Regions from separate parts of the Homo sapiens genome. Here region 1 is linked to region 2. Evidence: chromatin loops called from intact Hi-C (ENCODE). Cell type or tissue: heart right ventricle. All regions are shown on one strand. Each heading gives the region's core, and the rest is flanking DNA. Links, peaks and the distances in the headings are about the cores only. Region 1 has its middle 8.0 kb from the start of RPGR. Region 2 overlaps TSPAN7 (tetraspanin 7).

What was found. A loop is a pair of places that touch in the nucleus more often than their neighbours do. Peaks named below come from ENCODE experiments on the same cell type or tissue, not always from the same donor. Only the 100,000 strongest peaks of a DNase experiment are listed, where the experiment ranks them.
Region 1: it touches region 2 in a loop (4-fold over the local background); 11 of 110 quality-filtered maps call a loop at or near these places.

What each region holds. Positions count from the first base shown.
Region 1 is chrX:38,332,845-38,338,228 of GRCh38, forward strand. It overlaps a transcript of OTC not described here. Among named protein-coding and RNA genes, the nearest start is that of RPGR, 8.0 kb to the left of the region's middle. In heart right ventricle, for the core only: a CTCF peak has its summit at 2,630; no DNase peak of the experiment used is centred there; H3K27ac peaks cover 903 bases.
Region 2 is chrX:38,652,346-38,657,729 of GRCh38, forward strand. All of the region lies in intron 1 of TSPAN7 (tetraspanin 7), which reads left to right. Among named protein-coding and RNA genes, the nearest start is that of TSPAN7, 93 kb to the left of the region's middle. In heart right ventricle, for the core only: a CTCF peak has its summit at 2,109; no DNase peak of the experiment used is centred there.

The DNA.
Region 1 (5,384 bases), core at 57-5,056, 320 kb before region 2:
ACTACCTTGTAGCAACATCATATACAACACATGACCTCTTTGGTTGCTGTAGCAGGGCAAGAGAGAGAGGAAGTTAGAAATGAAATGTTTCAGGCTGGGCGCAGTGGCTTATGCCGTAATCCCAGAACTTTGGGAGGCTGAGGCGGGTGGATAGAGGTCAGGAGTTCAAGACCAGCCTGGGCAACATGGTGAAACCCTGTCTCTACTAAAAATACAAAAAATTAGCCAGGCGTGGTGGTGGGTGCCTGTAATCCCAGCTGCTTGGGAGGCTGAGGCAGGAGAATCACTTGAACTCGGGAGGCGGAGGTTGGAGTGAGCCGAGATCGCACCACTGCACTCCAGCCTGGGCAACAAGGAGAAAACTCTGTCTCAAAAAAAAAAAAAAAAAAAGATATAAACGGAAATGTTTCAGGCCACAAGTAACATGTTTTTCCTTCTCACAACCCATTGGCTGGATTTAGTGTCATGTGCCTCTGTGCACTGCAGAGAGGCTGGGAAATGTGGGAGAGCCAGTGGACATTCAGTGAGTAGTAAACAGCTCTGCCACAATCCCTGCAGTCAGATGGTTTAAGCCTGTGGAGCCACCTCCCTCATGTTGGAGAAGGCAGGTATAATTTTATATCTCTCAACAGTCACGCATGCTTTCGGTGTCGCCTTCATACACAGCCAAATATTCCTCTGCTCCTTAGGAAATCATGTTGATACACAGAAGCCATGACACGTCTGACAACGTGCACAAGTCTTAGCAGTTGCCTCTATTAATTCAAGTTGTTATTCATTTCTGGAGCATTGTATGTCAACTAGAAATAGAGGCATGTATGAACAAGGAAGACGTTTGATGGATTATGCTTCCTAGCTGTATTTGTTTCTTTCTCGACAGCATTCAACAAAACGTCCAAGGCTTGCAATTTTAAGTAGCATTACAATGCAGCTGCCATCGCTGTTTGTTTCTCTATATGGAATCAGATAAACAGGTGTGTCTCTACAAACTCCGCTGGGAAATCCCATAAGCATATACATTTACAAAACAGATTCTAATTACTTCTTTGATTTCTAAACTTTTTTAGTGCAGTTCTAGGATATATGATTTGAGGACTCATAGGTCCAAAGCCAGGGAGTTTTATTCATGAACAAGAAACAGAAGGCAGGTACAGTCTACTGCACATTTTATTACGCCAGAGAAGAAATTTTGCACTTTCCTTCCTCAGGGTAGAGTTTCAAAAGAAGAATTTTGAGGTGTCTGTGACAGCAGTTGTATGAATAGGTAATGTCCTGAATGACTACTTTGAAGGATCATGTACTATGATGATAATGGCTTAGGTTAATATCTCTTATTACTGCTAGATATTGTTCTAAGCACTCTATGTATTAACTCTTTAAATTCCCGTATTACAGAAGAGAAAAAGTTAAGTTGCCCATGGTCTCTCAGCGAAAACATGGTGGGGGCTGGGATTTGAACACAGGAAGCCTGGTTCCAGAATCTATGTTCCTAGTAACTACACTCTACTGCTTCTTGAAAGAGCACAGAACAGCAGTCTTCAGACTTTTTAGCTTACACATCTTCATTTATAATCAACCAAAAGCCAGAAGACATGAGAGCTCATTAATGTAGCCCATGCAAGTCAGCTTTCCTGGGTAGATATCTAGCACTAGAGGCGATCAGCTGGTGCACAGACTCAAGTCAGAAGATTGAGGAATGAGGCTGAGAAAAAAAGCCAGAGATCAAGGAAGATTACTCAGCAGAAGCAATACATGTGTATTTATATATTTGTATGCATGTGCTACTGTACTACTATATTGTGTATATTGTAAAGCATACACAAAAAACAAAAGATTTTAAAGGGTGAGATAAACATAATTAAAAGTTATATTATTTGTTTTGTTCCACCAAGATGGATTGTCTTGAGCATTCCCTAGGGCAGGGGTCCCCAACCCCTGGGGCTGCAGACCTCTACCGGTCTGGTCCATGGTCTCTTAGAAACCGGGCCACACGGCAGGAGGTGAGCAGCGGTAGAGCATTACCGCCTGAGCTTCACCTCCTGTCAGATGAATGAAGGCATTAGACTCTCATAGGAGCACAAACCCCATAGTGAACTGTGCATGTGAGGGATCTGGGTTGCCCGTTCGTTATGAGACTCTAACTAATGCTTGATGATCTGAGGTGGAACAGCTTCATCCCAAAACCAGCCCCATCCTCCCAACATTCCCCACCCTCTGGTCCATGGAAAAATTGTATTCCAGGAAACTGATCCCTGGTGCCAAAAAGGCTGGGGGCCACTGCCCTAGGGGACATGCACCCCAGTTTAGAGAATAGGCTTGGGATAGCACAGTTTTGACTACAGGCTTTATCACTTACTACTTTAGTAATCTGGGCAAGCTGCTTACTCTCTGTCTCTGATTCTTCTTCTGGTAAATCAGGATAACACCTCCTAATTTGCAGGATTGTTGTGTGGTTTAAATGATATGATGTGTACAAAACCTGCAGTGTCTGGTTTTCAGCAAGCTCTTTACTTATTACTTATTTTCTCCCAGAGTTTTAATTCCTATTATTTGTGTTTCATGGGCTGTGTTTTTAAAATTTCATTGCTTCCTACCCACTCCTGTAATTAAGCTGCAGGCAGCCCTGCAGTTAGACATGGTGCATCTAGATGGAGCCAGATTAATAGCTTTTTCATGCTGCATTATTGCAAATATGGCACAGCTGTGTCTCTGACAGAAAAAATTGAGGAGGAGACATCTGGAAAAACCTATGTGCATTTTACTTTGTGCAAAGCACTATAGGAATTGGGAGGGAGGAAGAAAGGGAGGACTAACTGACTGTCAGACACTTAAAAATGAATGGCCCAACTGTTCAGCAATTGTATATCTGTGAACAGAAGCTCCCTTTTACATCAGCTGTTAGTCACTGCCCTTTGTGATTGGGAATCAGGCTTGAAAATTCTGAGTGTATTTTGAGCCATTTTTATCTATGCCTTTCTGTGGGCGACTTTTTCCTAACAGGGTCCCTTGAAAAAATTCAGTCTCATTTACTACCATTCACTAAAAATTTCACCTTTGATCCCAACTCTGAGTTTTTTTTTTCCTTCTTTAACCCCCTTTTAGAGTGTTAAGTCTGTTGGGTTTCTTTGGCACAAAGTTAACCAGAAAAGAAATGTCCTTGAAGGCATATCAACCAGGTTTCCAACTAACAGATTACACCCTCTTGTTAGGATAATTTGAGAAGGATTTATTTATAAAAGAACTAATTTTGAGGGGTTGGAAGGAGATTGGGGCAACCATGAGGCATTGTGCAGAAGATCCAGGGATAACAGCATTAGACCTGTTACTATTCTTTGGCCCAAAGAGAGAAAGGAATGGAGAGTTTATTAGAACTTGGAAGGAAAGAGAGTTGTGTAGAGCAGTATATCTTGAGAGAAACAGTGAATTTCTATTAAGGAGCAAGCCAACCCAAGATGTCCTTACAGAAAGGGGAGAATAAAAATTCTGACTTTACTCTACTCCCTCCCTCCATTCTCCTGCTGTGATTTCATTGGCCAAACCCAACCAGAAGCTAGAAGATATGAGAGCTCATTGATGTAGCCATGCAAATGAGCTTTCAAATCAGCTTTCATACATAGGTATCTAGTATTTGAGGCTGTCAGCTGGTGCACACAATCAGTGGGAAATGAAGCTCAAAAATAAAAAAAATAAAAATAAAAAAAAGAGAGAGATCAAGAAAAGCTACCCAGCAGGAGCAATCTGGCTAGGACACCACTGCTGGATGCAGGTACCGCTTTCACCATACTTTTAATTTTATTGTCCCTTTATTTTTCAGTCATAGTCTCCAGAGCAAAGTCCTAGGTGGGAGTATTCAATTGGCCGAGGCTAGTTCACCTGCCCGCACCCTGTTTGCCAAGGGGTGGGAAGAAAGAATATTGCTTGCCTTTGCCCTCCCTGGTAGGAATTGCACTTCTGCTTTTTTTCAAGACTCACACAATTAGAGATTTGTAGATATTAAGAAACAGCTCAGAAACAAGGTAGTTCTCTCTCCTCTAAAAAAAGATCAGTCTCCACTAACAGTGACCTCCTAAATCTTTATTAATCTGCAACAGGAAACTAGCAGACAAGAGTACAGAGATCTGTGTTTTTATTTCCAGTTCTCTATCTTTTCTCCCTCATTTCCTTCCTTCCTCCATTTCCTGATCGTTGGAAAGCCCCTTTATCTCTCCAGATCTTTGTATGAGAGAGCAGCATTAAGATCACCAAATCTAGTTGTAAGTTCAAATGCTGGGCCGTCAAAAAAACACATACAGGCCCACCAAATAGCATGCCTTAGTCAACATTTTCCTGGTAGAAACCTCTTGGTTTGTTGATACCTAACCTTCATTGAAGATGCATGTCTCTCAATACAATGTTGTGTTTTCCTTGGCTGCTCTTTATGTAGGAAACATTTATATTGTATTTATATCCTTAAAATGCAATGTAACATTTTTTAACAGAGTAAAAGATGAGACACACATAAGAGACTCCTCTGCACTGTGTGCCTTCTGATATGCATTCACAAGGGACAACAAATATTCTCACTCTCTGAAAAGTCCATCTACATTTTTCTCCAAATTTCCTTGCCTCCAGTCTCTAATCTTGTTCCTTCCATGTCCCTAAATATCTGGCCAAACCATTAACCCCTGATCATGATTTGGTATAGGTCTATGCCTCTGGTCTTCTCTCCCTCCACGTAAAATGCAGTGAGAGGCACTGCTTGAAGGTTTGCTCACTGGGAGCGTTTGCCGTATTCACCGCTTGGATTCGGTATAGATGCTCGACCTACAGTGAATCTTGAATTGTTGGATCCAGACCAATCTATAATTACATTTCTCAACCTTCATCAATCATCCTTACACTCTATTCCCATACACAATTCCCTGAATTTTTTCCATTATAAACTAGAAATCTGGAAGCTCTTTGGCCTTGTCTGGCTTTTGACTTTGTTATTGCTACCGTCCTCCAAGGGCCATGCTGAAATCTGACAATCTTGGGAAATGATAGAGAAGACAGGAGGATGATGAGAACTGGCTTTCTCTTGCAAGTAACTCCCTCAGGTTAAAAAAAAAAGCATCTTCAATCAAGGGAAGAACAGTTTCATCAGACAAAGCAAGAGAGATTTCTGAAGCTGGCAAAAGAGATTTAATGAGAATTAAGGGTTTGGCATTCATGGGGTCTTCTAAATCCTCTCATGTATTTCCATGTCAATTTTCCAGCTTTCAATCTAACTCAGATAATGCCACAATATCCACCTAAGAAACCTGTCAGGGCTGTGAGTACTACTGACATTGTAATTGATCAGCATGCAGGATCAAACCAAAGTCTGAATTTATCTTTGACCATCTCAGATCTGCTGAGGCAAA
Region 2 (5,384 bases), core at 153-5,152:
GGGTTCCCAGTCATAGGACTTCTGTCCCATGGTTGCATCCAGAGTCTCTATGGGGCTGCCCAGAAAGCTGTTTACCTTCTGTTGTAACACCTCCCAAGGCAACCCACTCCATTTTGGGCAGTGCCTATTATTAGAAAGTTCTTCCTTGTAATGAGCCAAAAATCTGTTTCCCTATAACTTTCCCTAATACTGGCTTAAATATAGATTTTTGAGGACTGGCCTAGAAACAAGCCACCAGGTATAACATGGTTTCTCAAAGAAAATACATTTTGAGTTTCAAACAAGTAATGTATAAATAATCCAGAACACAGCCCAGTTCATAAAATGGAGTATGCCCAATAAGGGGCACGGGAGGCCCGTCCCAGGAAAGGAGAAGGGAAAAGGCCAGTGCCCCCAGGGTCAGTCTGTAGAGTCCGTTTCTTCCCACTCTGCGTTTACCCATGTTTCCTGGCTATTGACAATTAGAAACTGCCCAAGAAACCTCGCTGTGGAAATTGGTTCAGGGTACTGGTTTCCTCACAGCTCACTCGTAGGAAGCCCTTAGGCAGTATAAAGAAAACCAGGCTTCTCTTTAGCGTTCACCTACCTAGACGAGAGGGTCAGTGACTGGGTAATATTGGACAGAGGAACTCAGCCCTTGGCCTTGACTGCTGTTACTTACACTGCCGCAAGAGGCAGAATATAATAATGGCCAAGAAAACTGCCTTCGAGTTGGACAGAAATTGATTGGACTCCGGGCTATACCACTTATTTGCTTTGTGACTTTGAGCACGTTGCTGAAAGTCAACAACCGAAAGCCTCAGGTTTTCATCTGCAAAACAGAGATTAAGAATAAATGTGATGAAGCGTATAAGGAGCACGGTACTGCTCAATAAATGTCGTTTATCACACACATACATGGTTAACTCTGTTTCCAGACTGTGCCCTTCGTTCATGAACAGCCAATCAAATCCCCCTCCCAGGCTGTGGGGTGAGCAGATACGATGCGGTTGCCTTATCTCGTGACTCAGCCCATCACTTTTGGTTAGAGCTACTTTGAAAGGCAATTCCACAGTTTCAGAGTGGGTTCTTCTCATATATGTTGCACCTGTGGCCTCTTGTTTCTCTTCTCAGGGCCAAAACCAGAGTACTTAAGTTTCTTAAGCTTTCGTTCTAGAATGTGCTTGGTGGAAAACCAATACTCAAGACACTACAGTTTTCCATGTGTTTGTCAAGCTTTATTGATTCTTCAGATCAGTCCTCCCATAGGTTTGTTCCTGGTGCTAATGATATTGAACATTTCTGGTTCACGTCGACATACACATGAAGATATTTATTTCCCATACTGGCTTTTAAAGTATCAAACTATAGCTTGGAGTGGAACATGCTTTCATTTCTATAGATTTACCTGCTTGAAGGAGGGGAATAATGCATAGCCTTTTATTATTTTTTTTATTATACTTTAAGTTCTAGGGTACATGTGCACAACGTGCAGGTTTGTTACATATGTATACATGTGCCATGTTGGTGTGCTGCACCCATTAACTCGTCATTTACATTAGGTATATCTCCTAATGCTAATGGATAGCCTTTTAAAATAAATGAATTATTGGCCATGCCTATAGATCTTATTTATTTTTAATTATGGCAGCCAAATTCTCAGGGTTGATTCAAGGAAAAATCAGTGCCAGGATGGACGATGCTGGCTTATGAACTCCTCTTATGGAAGAGTTAGGAGTAAAGGGTTGAGGAGAAAGAACCTTCTACAGACAGGCTAAAGAGGACATTAAAGGAAAGCAGTAGTGGAGGGTCAGGGCTTTGAGTAACTGTTCTGCCATTTAGTGGCGATGACCTTGGGCACGTTTCATAGGGTTATTAAGAAGATTGAGCCAGATAAAGCATTAAAGCACTTAGCATAGTACAGGGCACACAGATAGTAAGCACCTCAGTTGTACATTTTTTAAGAGACAGGGAAATCTTACTTAAATGCTGTTCATTATCTTGGCTCCTAACCATCAGCTACAGACCTCATAGAGTTATAGGATATTAGAGCTTCAAATTACTTTTCTATTAGTGGTGATGGATTAGAAGGAACTATTCCCATGCTTTCTCATTTAGTCCCCCTTGTGGCCAAAAGCAGACATTTATGAAGCAATGTGCTGGATTAGAAGCAATTGGCTAAAGCACAGGTTTTTATCTGAGTGCAACTGCCAGGGCCTTACAGTAGTCAGGCCCACCATTTAGCCTCCTTGATGCAGTGCTAGTGAGAATAGACTTTATGCCTCCAAAGCTCATACTTACTTACCTGCCTGCTGTCTTGTATTTGGTCAGTTAGCAAATATTTAACTAAGCCCCTCCTGTGAGCCGGCATTTGTATTGGCCCTGGGGATACACCCATGAATAGGATGAATAGGACAAAAATCCTGCCCTCACAGAACTTAACATTCATTTTGGTAGACAGACAAAGTGAGTAAGGTAAATAGTATACAAAGGTGATAGGTGCAGTGGCGAAAGATAAAGCAGGAGCCCCGTGGGGGAGTGGAATTCTGGTTTCAAATACGGTCATCAGGGAAGGGCTCATGGAGGAGCAGAGACCTGAAATGAGAGATCTTGGAATTCCAGGCAGAAGGAAGAGCAAGTGTGAAATCTCTGAGGCAAGAGCATGCCAAGAGTTTTGAGGGTGAACACAGAGGCCTGTGAGGCTGCAGCAGAGTGAACCAGTGGGGGCTGCAGGTCAAGTAGGACCTTGCAGGCCAGGATAAGAACATTGACTTTCTCTCTGAGAGATGAAATGTTGTGGGAGGATTTTGAGCAAAGTCACGTATTATTGGACTTAGGTTTCAGCAGGATCATCTCAACTGCTGTGTTGAATAGAGAATGGGGGCAAGGGTGGATGCAAGGGGAGATGGAGGCTTGGCCTAGGGTGGTAGTGGTAGAAGTGGTGAAGTGTCCTCTTTGTGCTTTTCCAAAATGTCTGATTTTTAGGGGGGCCAAAAACATATTACTATTACCTTAAAGTTATTTTTTTCATAGTACTCTGTCAATATTAGACATCTGAATTTTCCCTGTACATTGCATTTAGTAGCAGTACCATATATATATATGCAGTGTGGACATATGAGTGTTGAAAGGAAAGCTAATTAAGTCACTAATACCAGTTTTTAAGTTTTTTTTTTCCTTAAATCACCTCAGGAGAAAGTTAGGATCATTGAAAGGAGAATCCTACCTTACTATTTATATGAGAATCTTGCTCTTGAACACTGCATACATGCTTTCTTTTCCAGGTTTTTCCACATTTAATAGTAGGTCCTCTTCTAACATTATGTCTTATTGGCTCCAGTTTCACCTGAAAGGAGGCATGAGTTCTTCAGACCAACCCACCTCATCACACCCCATCAATGCATAGCCACATAAAGCGTGGGAATTCAGTGACTTTTTTGCCATCTGAGTTCTAGCTTCTTCCTGTGTATAAAGTATTTATTAGGACTATGGTTTTGGTTTCAGTATTTTGAAGATGATAATCCTATATATAAATTATGCAAAGAAGATTCTCCCTTTTGAAAATAATGGAACTCCAGGAAAGCCAAATAGGTTCAACATAATTATGAGAAAGAAGTGTGCCACTGTCAGATTGGCATTTATGGAAAAATTGTTACGATTCGTTTTTCCAGATTCATTCCCATCCAAAATTCACGAGGACACAGCCAATAAAAGGGAGCTGAATTTGAAGAAGAGCTCGTCACTAAGATTCATTCTGTATTTATTGAGCTGATTCTGTTTGATGGATATTAGGACAGAATATTTGAACAGCATGTTGTCTTGGAAAATCAGGTACGAGGTATGGCTGAGGCTTTGGTGGATATAAAGGAGGAAAGGATTTATTCCTTCCCCACATGACTCTTAAAATCTTGATGTATTAATACAATTAATACAGGGCAGAACAAATGTGTAGTCAGTACAAACATTCTGTCAACACACATTAATATGTGGCTCTTGTTTATAAGCTTATTCTGACATGATCTTTTTAAAAAGTATCTTATTAGTGTAGAATTTGATCCGTCTTTTCACAGTGCTGGTTACCTGAGGAATGGAAGCAAGGGAAGGGGTTTCTTGCCGTAACTCTTCTTTCACTGGTGGTTGGCTATCTGCTAATGGCGCTAAGACTGTTAGTGCTCCTGGCACTCACACGGCCTTAGTGTGTATTCAACTGTGCCAAAAGATAAAGGAGGTGGGGCATACAGGGAATCCCCCAAACATTAAGCTTCTGTCACTTTAGCCACTACAGCTGGTGCAGATTTCTAAGTACATAAATCTCCTGGTAAGTGGCTTTGCTGGCCCCAATTCCTAATAGGCATTTACCTATATGATGTCTATTTATATATCTGGGTCATCATGAAACCAGAGGTATGAGCTATATTCATATAGTCTTAACCTCTGGTTTGCTTGCTTCTTCCTTTCACATGCTCTTGGACTCTCAAAGTTGAAATAAGACCTTCACTATTAGTATAGATCAAAAACCTAAGTCCTGTTTTAAACATTTGCTAGGAGAACTCAACAATGCTTATAAAGAAAAAATAATGCCAAGAGGCTCAGAATAAGCTACCCTTAACATTCTTCTCTGATGTAATAGAACATTTCTCAATGTACGGATATGTGTGCAGTTAAATTCTTTCTTTTCTTTTTGCTTCTGGGCCTTTTTGGGGAATTTAGTTTTTAAGGGAGAAGAAACCTAAGTCTGTAAGCTTTTAGGGTAATATAAAAGAAATGAGAAACCAATTCAATAGGGCTGACCATTTTTTTCTCTTTTCCCAGTGTGATATACAGAGTACCTAATAACATGTTCAGGAATTTTCTGTGACTCTATTTGTTGAATAATGGAATTAAGTATAAGGTAGAGCTGTGTGGGCCTCATTTGAAGGAGTTTAGTTATTCAAGTAGTAAAAGGCTCTCTTAACAAGGTGGCATTTATTATTATTTTAGCAGCTGTATAGCCCTGATTTTCTGTGACAGGCCAATTTCAAAGATCTTTACCGTGTTCAGATTCTGTTTTTAATTCTGAAAATACTGTCACCATATGGGTCCATTTTTACCACTTCATGGGCCCACAGGACATTAGAGAGTATTCAGTCTCTAGCCAGCCACCTCCTTGAGCCACCCTCCAGCTAAACTCCCCAGGATGAGTACAGAGCCCAGCAGGTGCAGCCCCTTGGTGAATGCTGTTGACCAGTCTTTGGCATCTGAGCTAACAGTTGAATTTGATATTTGCCCCTCTGAGGACCACTGGGCAATTCAAAGAAACAAGTAACTCTAGCACTGGAAGGGCCCTGGGGCTAGTCCTGCCACTTTGTAGATGATGAACTAAGACACAGATATGCAACATGACTGGTGTAAGCTAGTGGTTGCAA